2 separate regions of the Homo sapiens genome follow, and region 1 is linked to region 2. The links are chromatin contacts, found by POLR2A ChIA-PET in ENCODE. All regions are on one chromosome and are shown on one strand. Each heading gives the region's core, a stretch centred on a gene start or an enhancer-like site at or near the end of the contact. The rest is flanking DNA. Distances are from core to core; before and after follow the strand shown. Region 1 overlaps STAT6 (signal transducer and activator of transcription 6). Region 2 holds the start of LRP1-AS (LRP1 antisense RNA).

Region 1 (5,286 bases), core at 2,730-5,229, 46 kb after region 2:
TTATTGGGTGGGAACACTTTCCAATTTGCCACAAAGCACTGTAAGTGGTGGCAGTTGTCCTGGGTGCAAGAGCCGTCGGGGGAGAGGCAGCTGGGTTTCCACAGGGGGTGTAGGCACTGAGAATGAACCTCCCACCCAGACCCTAGGCCAACAGATCACAGAACCCCCTTCAGCCCAGGTGCCTTGCAGCCACACCCACTACCCACCCCACTTCTCCACACATGATAGCCTTTCTCCCTGGGTATAGGGGAAGGGGGTCTGGGCCGGAGCAAGCAGCCTTAATCCTGTGCCCCCTGACCACTGTCCTGGCCCCAGGTGTGAAAGCCTGGTGGACATTTATTCCCAGCTACAGCAGGAGGTAGGGGCGGCTGGTGGGGAGCTTGAGCCCAAGACCCGGGCATCGCTGACTGGCCGGCTGGATGAAGTCCTGAGAACCCTCGTCACCAGGTATTCCCCGGGAGCTCCCAGTCTGGCCTAGAACAGACCTCGGGAAGAAAAGAAGGGGGCTAGAGCTGTGGGGAGGGCACCAGCAGGGACCTAGCCCCCAACTCCCCTTGTGTCCTCCTCACTCCCAGTTGCTTCCTGGTGGAGAAGCAGCCCCCCCAGGTACTGAAGACTCAGACCAAGTTCCAGGCTGGAGTTCGATTCCTGTTGGGCTTGAGGTTCCTGGGGGCCCCAGCCAAGCCTCCGCTGGTCAGGGCCGACATGGTGACAGAGAAGCAGGCGCGGGAGCTGAGTGTGCCTCAGGGTCCTGGGGCTGGAGCGTAAGCTGGGATTGGACCTGGGGTTGGAGAAGGGCTGTTAGGGTGATGGAGGCAGCCTGGAGGGCTGGCACTGAAAAGAGCAAGGGATGGGGAGGGAGGGCCATGGGATGTGGAGACCCTGAATGGTCAAGGCAGAGGAAAGGGAGGGACCCATTTAGGGCTGGAATGGGGTGGGGGCATCATGATTTGGCCAAGATGGGGACTCCTCCCTTAAGAACCCAAACAGAGACATGGAGATTTAGGGCTGGTGACAGTGGGTAGTCTACACTCACCCATGCACTCGCCACACCTGACGACAGTGAGATGAGCTCGTTCACACTCTGACCTCCCCTGGCAGAGAAAGCACTGGAGAAATCATCAACAACACTGTGCCCTTGGAGAACAGCATTCCTGGGAACTGCTGCTCTGCCCTGTTCAAGAACCTGGTGAGGGGCTTTGGGGTGCAGTGAGGGGGGCACCACTAGGAGACTGTGGGACTCTCCTTGGAGAGGATGTCAGGAAGCCCAGGAGGAGCGGTCTCTGTCCTCATGACCTCGCCCTTGCTCTCCCTCACCCCACCCACAGCTTCTCAAGAAGATCAAGCGGTGTGAGCGGAAGGGCACTGAGTCTGTCACAGAGGAGAAGTGCGCTGTGCTCTTCTCTGCCAGCTTCACACTTGGCCCCGGCAAACTCCCCATCCAGCTCCAGGTGAACCGTGGCCCAGCCCTGCCCCAATCTGGGACCCCGAGTCCTCCTCCAATGCCACACACAAGGGCCCTGGACCCTCACCTCTTGTGACTGCCCCATACCCCATGTGTCTGGGATTCATGCACACTGGGGCCCGGGTGAGTGGGGGTGAGCAAGAGCATGGAGTGCACAGGGCAGGGAATGGTAGTGGATAGCAGCAAACACTTCGGAAGCACTTCCTATAGACCAGGGCACTCTATTAAATGATACATACGCACATGCGTGCCAGCACACACACGTCTGGTTTTCACAATAACATTATGAGGTAGGCAGTATTATCAGCCTCATTTTATAGATAAGGACATTGAGACAGAGAGTTTAAGTAGTTTGTCCCAGTCACACAGCTAAGTGTTGGAGCTGGTATTTGAAACCTGGAGGTCTGGTTCCATAGCGATGACTAATAACCACTTCTCTACGGTGAGGCCCTGATTGAGCTTCAGAACGCATTTAATAACATGGCATGAGCTTTTTGATTATGATGTGTGAGTCCAATAACTTCTCTGAGTGCTCAGAGCCAGTCCCCTGAGGAAACTTCTTGCTTCACTAAGAAACCCCTGTCCGGCTGGGCATGGTGGCTCAAGCCTGTAATCCCAGCACTTTGGGAGGCCGAGGTGGGTAGATCACAAGGTCAGGAGTTCAAGACCAGCCTGGCCAATATGGTGAAACCCCGTCTCCACTAAAAATACAAAAATTAGCTGGGCGTGGTGGTGCAGGCCTGTAGTCCCAGCTGCTCGGGAGGCTAAGCAGGAGAATCGCTTGAACCCAGGAGGCGGAGGTTGCAGTGAGCCAAGATTGCGCCACTGCCCTTCAGCCTGGGCGACAGAGCAAGACTATGTCTCAAAAACAAAACAAAACAACTCAGCACTTTGGGAGGCCAAGGTAGGAGGATCGCTTGAGCCTGCAAGTTTAAGACCAGCCTGGGCTACATAGGGAGATCCAATCTCTACAAAAAATAAAAAATTGGCCGGGCATGGTGGCTCACGCCTGTAATCCCAGCACTTTGGGAGGCCAAGGCGGGCGGATCATGAGGTCAGGAAATCGAGACCATCCTGGCTAACACGGTGAAACCTCGTATCTACTAAAAATACAAAAAATTAGCCAGGCATGGTGGCGGGCGCCTGAGTCCCAGCTACTCGGGAGGCTGAAGCAGGAGAATGGCGTGAACCTGGGAGGGAGAGCTTGCAGTGAGCCAAGATCGCGCCACTGCACTCCAGCCTGAGTGACAGAGCGAGACTCTGTCTCAAAAATAAATAAATAAATAATTAGCTGGATTAGGTGGTACATTTCTGTAGTTCCAGCTATTCAGGAGGCTGAGGTGGAAGGATCACTTGAGCCCTGAAGGCTGAGGCTGCAGTGAGCTGAGATTGCACTACTGCACTCCAGCCTGGGCAACAGAGTGAGATACTATCTAAAAAAAAAAAAAAAAAAAAAAAAAAAAAAAAAAAAAAAAAAAAAAAAAGGAAAGAAAGAAAGAAAAGAAACCCCTGTCCTCACCCTCTTCAGGCCCTGTCTCTGCCCCTGGTGGTCATCGTCCATGGCAACCAAGACAACAATGCCAAAGCCACTATCCTGTGGGACAATGCCTTCTCTGAGATGGTGAGGAAAGTCCTGGAGTTGGAGGGAACAGGGGCAGGGTGGGTTCTAACATGGGCAGTGGTGCAGGCCTGCTGATGGGGTGGTGGGCATGTTTAAATGGGTGTGACCTTAACACTTTCTCATGGGCCTGCTTTCGTGCTTCTGACCTCTTTTCACCCCAGTCTTAACAACTATCAGGCCACAGCACTGTAACCTAGAAAAAACAGCATGTTTGTGAGCGATATCAGGGGCTGTGGAGGGGTAGGCCACAGGCAGGTGGGAGGGATGAAGGCCGGCCCGAGGAATAACAAGACGGTAGCCTGCAGTGCTCTCTTCTTCCCCCTTCTCCCCAGGACCGCGTGCCCTTTGTGGTGGCTGAGCGGGTGCCCTGGGAGAAGATGTGTGAAACTCTGAACCTGAAGTTCATGGCTGAGGTGGGGACCAACCGGGGGCTGCTCCCAGAGCACTTCCTCTTCCTGGCCCAGAAGATCTTCAATGACAACAGCCTCAGTATGGAGGCCTTCCAGCACCGTTCTGTGTCCTGGTCGCAGTTCAACAAGGTCATTCTCCTGCCCTTTGGACCTCCCACCCCCAAGCTCTTCATCCCTGGGGCACTCAGGGCCTGCTCAGCCTCCATGCAGGGACCTTCCACTGGATTCTCCACAGTGCCCCCTCAGGTCCTTTAGGAAGGCCTGTCATGGACCAGGGAGGAAAAACCCCAGGCCTGGGGGTTGGCTCTGGAGATGCGTTCTCTGACATCCCTGAGGTTTTGGTCTGGGGGCCATCTGTCCTTCCTCTTTACCAGTGACTTGCATGACTCACCCAGGTTGTGTGTAAACAGAGCTCTGATTCAAAGTGACTTTGACCTGTTGGAAAAATAGTTCCTGGCCGGGCACAGCGGCTCATGCCTGTAATCCCAGTCTTTGACATGCCGGGGTGGGTGGATCACCTGAGGTCAGGAGTTTGAGACCAGCCTGGCCAACATGGTGAAACTCCATCTCTACTAAAAATACAAAAATTAGCCAGTTGCGGTGGCACATGCCTGTAATCCCAGCTACATGGGAGGCTGACGCAGGAGAATTGCTTGAACCCAGGAGGTGGAGGTTGCAGTGAGCTGAGATCATACCACTGCACTCAAGCCTGGGTGACAGAGCAAGACTCTGTCTCAAAAAAAAAAAAAAAAAAAGGCCAGGCATGGTGGTTCATGCCTGTAATCCCAGCACTTTGGGAGGCCGAGACGGATAGATCACCTGAGGTCAGGAGTTCGAGACCAGCCTGGCCAACATGGCAAAACCCCGTCTCTACTAAAAACAAAAAAATAGCCAGGAGTGGTCGTTTGCGTCTGTAATCCCAGCTACTCGGCTGAGGCAGGAGGTGAACCCAGGAGGTAGAGGCTGCAGGGAAGATGAAACCATTGCACTCCAGCCTGGGCAAGACTCTGTATCAAAAAAAAAAAAAAAAAAGGCTAGGTGTGGTGGCTCACACCTGTAATCCCAGCACTTTGGGAGGCTGAGGCGGGCGGATCACAAGGTCAAGAGATCGAGACCATCCTGACCAACATGGTGAAACCCCGTCTCTACTAAAAATACAAAAATTACCTGGGCATGGTGGCGCATGCCTGTAGTCCCAACTACTCGGGAGGCTGAGGCAGGAGAATCACTTGAACCTGGGAGGCAGAGGTTGCAGCGAGCCAAGATTGTGCCACTGCACTCCAGCCTGCCAACAGAATGAGATTCTGTCTAAAAAAAAAAAGAAAGAAAGAAAGAAAGAAAAAGAATTCCTGTTGCAAAAACTGAACAAAATCCCACAGGGACATGTGCAGTAATACCAGCTACCACGTGTTGACAGCTTATATGCCAGGCGCTGTGCTTAACACCTTATGTATGTTATCTCACTTAATCCTCCCAACATCTCTTTGAGGTAGATACTATTATTATCCCCATTTTACAGATGAGGAATCTGATGCTCAGAGGGTTATGTAGTTTGTTCAAGTTCCCAAAGCAGGTGAGTGCCATGGCTAGGAGAGAACCACATATTTCTGACTCTTGCTCTTTTATTTTATGTTATATTATGTTATTTTATGTTTTGGTTTTTTTTTCTTTTCTTTCTTTCTTTCTTTCTTTCTTTCTTTCTTTCTTTCTTTCTTTCTCTTTCTTTCTTTCTTTCTTTCTTTCTTTCTTTCTTTCTTTCTTTCTTTCTTTCTTTCTTTCTCTTTCTCTTT
Region 2 (4,961 bases), core at 1,865-4,364:
TGGTGCATGATAAACACTCCCCACATGGGGGCTGCGGTTCCCACCATGTCCTCCCCTCCCTGAACCCATCCTTTCCCACCTTTTCCACCAAGTCGCCCTCTGTGCCTCCAGCCAGAGCCCTGTGGCCTCCTGACTCTAGGTGGGCCCTCCAGGTGGGCCATTTGGGGCTAACACCTACTACTCGTCAAGACTCGGCTCAGGCTCCCAGAAGGAAGCTTGCCCTATTAGAAGGAAGTTTTCAAGGCCAGGCTCAGTGGCTCACGCCTGTAATCCCAGCACTCTGGGAGGCTGAAGCAGGTGGATCATGAGGCCAGGAGATCGAGACCATCCTGGCTAACATGGTAAAACTCTGTCTCTACTAAAAACACAAAAAATTAGCCAGGCGTGGTGGCGGGCACCTGTAGTCCTAGCTACTCGGGAGCCTGAGGCAGAAGAATGGCGTGAACCCGGGAGGCAGAGCTTGCAGTGAGCCAAGATTGCATCACTGCACTCCAGCCTGGGCGACAGAGTGAGACTCCATCTCAAAAAAAAAAAAAAAAAAAAGAAGGAAGTTTTCCTGTTACAGGCTCCATAGGCCTCTGGAGCTTCTTTGATCATGGCCTCTTCACCTGACTGCAAATACTGTAAGGAGAGCGCTGCCTTTTGTCTTTGTCTCAGGCGTCTGACACACATGTATTGATCCATTGAACAAATATTTATTGAAGACTGAGTCTGTTGTTCTAGAGCTGGGACATCATTTTCCCCCTCTCTTCTACTGCCAGGATCCTGCCTCTCTGGCCTTGGGACACTCCAAGACAGTGGGAGAGGACAGTCTGTCTAGTAATCCTACTCAGGGATCTCGCCTGGGCCTGGGAGAGATGGCGGAGAGTCTGAGGACTTCGAAGGTGGGAAGGAGACCTCCTGGCGAGCCTGGCAGAAGCTCTGCTAAACGATGTGGCCTCATGCTCCTTGTTTCCTGCTGGGTCCCGACTTCAGCTCTTCCTTCCACCAGCCAGTCTGGAGCTTAGCCGTGTTGTGTCACCTCGTTCTCCTGGGCTCTCTTCCTGCTCCTGCCTGTGATTCCAGCCTGTGGTTATGTCCTGCTACCTTCCCCTGCCTGGCTTAGGTCCCCAAGAGGCATTTCGACCTAGATCCCAGGGATGATGCCTGGATTCCACTCAGCCCATCTTAGGGTCTTCCCTCTATTGAGAAATCCTTGCCGGGCTCTAAAACACATCTCTCTTGCTTAAGTTACTTCCTTTGGCTTGAAAACAGCAAGGGGAGTGCTGGGAGCAGTCTGGGTGGAGAGGCAATTTCAAGGAGACAGCGGGGGAGGAGAGGACAGGGCTGGATCTGGGCCGGGAGACACAGGGCTGGCCCGGGCCAGGAGAGAGGAGGAGCAAGAGTGAGCTGTTAAATGATTAGGAAACTCAGAACAGGAATGGGAAGCAAAAGTGCCAGGATGCAGGGGGCCTAAGGCCAAAGAGTGGGGTGGCTAGAGCCACCCCTCCCCAAACAGCCTGGCATCCCATGGGTCAGAAAGGCCAAGGATGGGCATGGTTAGCTTTCACATGTGAAGTCTGGAAGTGCTTTGTAGGCAGGGTGGGAGGCTGAGAGGGTCCAGGGGTGCCCAGCACAGTGGGGAGGTAGCACCCCTTCCAGCAGCAGCAGCCAGTTCATTAGACTCAGAGGGACTGCTGTCTGCCCCTTCTTTGCCTCCCCTCTAGACAAATCACTACCCCATTTCCTGTTGTGATTTCGAAAACACACACACTAAAAAAATAAATAAATAAAAGAAAGGGAGAGGAAGGGAAAAGTGAAGTTGGCCAGCTGGACCTGGGACCCATTTCGCAACCTTGCTGCCTGCAGCCTAGGGGCCCTTTGCTGAGCTCCCCAGCCACCTCCTTCTTCCCCATGCAGCATGGTGCAGGGAGGGGAACCCTGAGACCTCTGAGAGCCCCTTCAGACCATCCTTTCACACACAGTCCAAACTCCTGAGTGACTTCAGCAAACCCGATTTCCTTCAAGGCCTCTATTTACAACCTCAGAACCTCCCCTCACCATACACACCCATGTTCCCAGGACCCCAATCTTGCAGTCTGCCTCATTCTTTCTACAGTGGTGGCATCCTCCAAGGTGAAGGGAATACAGATCAGAGGAGCTCAGCTTAGGAAATGCAGGGCTGGGCTGGGGTCGGTAGACTGCACCACCAGGCCTGCCCAGGGGCAGCCTGGCAGGAGGCTGGACAAAGCTGGGTTACAGGCTCCATAGGCCTCTGGAGCTGAGAGACTGGTCAGAGGTGGGGGTGAGAGTGCGCAGGCCTGGTTCCTGACTAAGGGACTATCAGGCCTGTTGATCCCTCTGGGCCTCAATTTTCAGAACTTTAGTCTTTTGTGTATCACTTTCAAAATGTCTACCATGCTTATGTACAGCTTGCGCTACTGTTTATTACCAGTTATTTCAATTAACTTACTTTTCTTATTTCGCTGCATGCTAAACAATTGCTGAAGTAACAGATTTGATGTGCTAGTTACAGGAGTTTCCTAATGCATATCAAATAAAAACGTAACTATAACAGTTAAAAAAAAAAAAAAAAAGCTTGTCCAGGTACCATCTAAAATCAAATCAATGCATAGCCCCTTTGAGAAAGCAGTAGTGAAAGCCAGGGCTGCTCTTGGTACTGGCCAAGGGTCTTGCCTTCTCTTCCGGCTCTCACCATGGAGTTCTCTGGTCTTGGAATTCGAGCCTCATAGACCTCCCCAAACCACTGGGCCAGCGGCAGAGGGGAGGGGGAGGTAATCTCAGGTGGGAGGAAAAGAGATGACCCACCCAATCCAGGGGGATAACACTGGGCCTGAGGCAGGAGGGTCAGCAGCCCTGGGGCATTGAAGAGGAATGTTCACACACTGCAGGGCCTCAGGGGGGCCCTCGGGGGCTCTCAGGACTCCACAACAGGTCTGACTCACATGGCCCAGGACACATGTGAACCAGGCTCATTTCCTGGCCTCCTTCCTTCTTTCTATTCTATTTCTGCTTCCAGAGTTTTCTCTGGGGCAGGCTCCCCCTTCTGCCTGCACCAGCGGGCTGGCCTCGCTGGCTCGAACACCCCTCAATTGTCAGACTCCTCCCTCTGTGTGCACCCCTGCTGCATGAGGCTCAGCCCCAGGGGTCCAACAGAGGTCACAGTCACAGCACAGAATGGAAGGCTTGCAGGGAGGGCTGCCCTGGAGGGCAGAGTGAAAGCAGGGGAAAGCTGCAGCCTTTCTTCTTCGTCCTCCTTGGGGAGCTAATTACAGGCCAGCAGCCACTGTGCAGGTGAGTGCCTGGGACCAGCCACCCTACACACCAGGGCAGGCCAGTCAGCATCTCCTGGGGAGGGGGATGACCCAGAAACTGGGGGAGGGGCTAGGGGAGAGACACTGACGTCCTCAGTTTGGGACCCATAATTAGTTTGTGGGAGAGAGCAAAACAACCATCCTCAGGGTGACAGCCAGACATTCAGGCGGCAGGGACGTGGAGCAGGGGGAGGGCAGGGAGGAAGGGACAGAAGCTGGGATGAGAGAAACCCACTCATTTACCCCACAAGCATTTCCCCTTGGACTCTTCTAGCCTCCTGGACTCTGCCCCTGAGAGGCCCAGTGAGTTTAGCAGACTGGGAGGCAAGGCAAATCTGTTTGCCAAGGGAGGGGTACCAGCTTCTCCTGGGGAGGAAGTCAGATAAGGAGATGAGGCCAGAGTAGAAGTTGAGAAGGTTACCTCCAGGACACCCCATAGCCACCTACCCAGAAGCCCACTGTATGGCAAGATGCAGGGCTGGGGAGGAAACTGACAAGCTGTCTGCCCAGACAGGCCTGTTGAGTAGGTCAGTGGACAAGGAACAGGGGGAGGGCAGCTGCACAAGAGGGTCTAGCACCAATCCCACCCCATCAGCCATGGGGTTCCCTGAGTCGCCCACTCGTTAAGAGCTCAGCCAACCAGGCTTGACAGCCCCCAGCTCAGCACCCCAAGGAGGACACATGTCTGATCACAGGTGAGCTGTGGACAGCAGCAGCCCAAGGACGCTATCAGGGATGCTCTGGAGGAGCCAAAGGCAGAAATGTGAACCTTACGCTGAGGCCACGGAGAGTGAGGGCTCTCAGAGGAACCCCTGCTCGCCACCATCCCGGGGAGGGGCCTTTCTCTCTCCCAGAATGAATCCCTTGTAACCTCCTGGGATCTTTCTTTTCATCACAAGAACCAAATAAAGAAACTTGAAGATCTTCTAGAGAGGCCCAAGGTTCACAATCCTCAACTTCAAAGTGTGCTGTCCTTTACCACTGGCTTTCACTCCAGTTAATCTGATCTAGACAGACAAGCTCAAACCCATTATGCAGATTAGGAAACCAAGGCAGAGATGGGAATTCTGGTTTACTAAACAGTTACAGATCAAGTTAATCTCCCTTAGGGGGTCAGATCAACCACAGGCCAGATTCTTCCTCTCAGCCCTGTGGTGCATTTCTTTGGAAATGTGATGCTGCCAGATGTTGACTTTTAAGGTTGCTGGTGTAACAGCCTCTGAGATGGGCAGGGCTGTTCCCGGCAGTGGGTCTACACCCAGCTATGCTCGTGCCCCTTTCTGTGACACCCCTTCTTCCACAACTAGGATAGCAAAAGTGTAGCCTAGGGAGAAGCCTGAATGGAAGCATCCAGGATATTCTAAAATCTCATGTGGCTCACGCTCCTCTCCCAGCCTCATTCACTGCCACAAAGCCACAGAGAAATAACCTCAGTACTGCCCTCCCCCGATGGCAGCAGAGAGTCCATTGGCAATGGTCCCCGAGGGAAACGATGGCCCATGGAGACAGAGCAGCTGGGCCCCAGCTCCTTTACCCTCAGCTGCAGCCTAACAGGGCACCTCAGGCTTCCGCTCCTTCTTTCCCTAGCCTTGGCTCCCACTGCACCGGAAAGTCCCTCTGCAGTCTAGTCAACACTCCCCTCTCAGA

The links. ChIA-PET counts read pairs that join two places held with the same protein, here RNA polymerase II (POLR2A).
Region 1: POLR2A ChIA-PET joins it to region 2 with 22 read pairs in HepG2. The contact joins the enhancer-like site here to the promoter of LRP1-AS in region 2. POLR2A ChIA-PET finds 5 or more read pairs at or near these places in 14 of 52 experiments (AG04449, AG04450, BJ and 10 more).

What each region holds. Positions count from the first base shown.
Region 1 is chr12:57,100,629-57,105,914 of GRCh38, reverse strand. STAT6 (signal transducer and activator of transcription 6) reads left to right here. Exons shown (of 22, transcript NM_003153.5): 8 at 316-447; 9 at 576-764; 10 at 1,102-1,189; 11 at 1,329-1,451; 12 at 2,994-3,086; 13 at 3,419-3,625. Among named protein-coding and RNA genes, the nearest start is that of STAT6, 8.1 kb to the left of the region's middle. RefSeq lists enhancers at 3,089-3,589, 3,590-4,090. Within about 2 kb of position 3,979, at least 2 of the 41 ENCODE cell types and tissues checked have a DNase peak (open chromatin) inside an H3K27ac peak, as active enhancers do.
Region 2 is chr12:57,145,772-57,150,732 of GRCh38, reverse strand. It overlaps LRP1-AS (LRP1 antisense RNA), which reads left to right and starts at 3,114. Exons shown (of 2, transcript NR_131938.2): 1 at 3,114-3,294. The region is part of intron 6 of LRP1 (LDL receptor related protein 1); the gene reads right to left. RefSeq lists enhancers at 787-1,714, 3,572-4,500.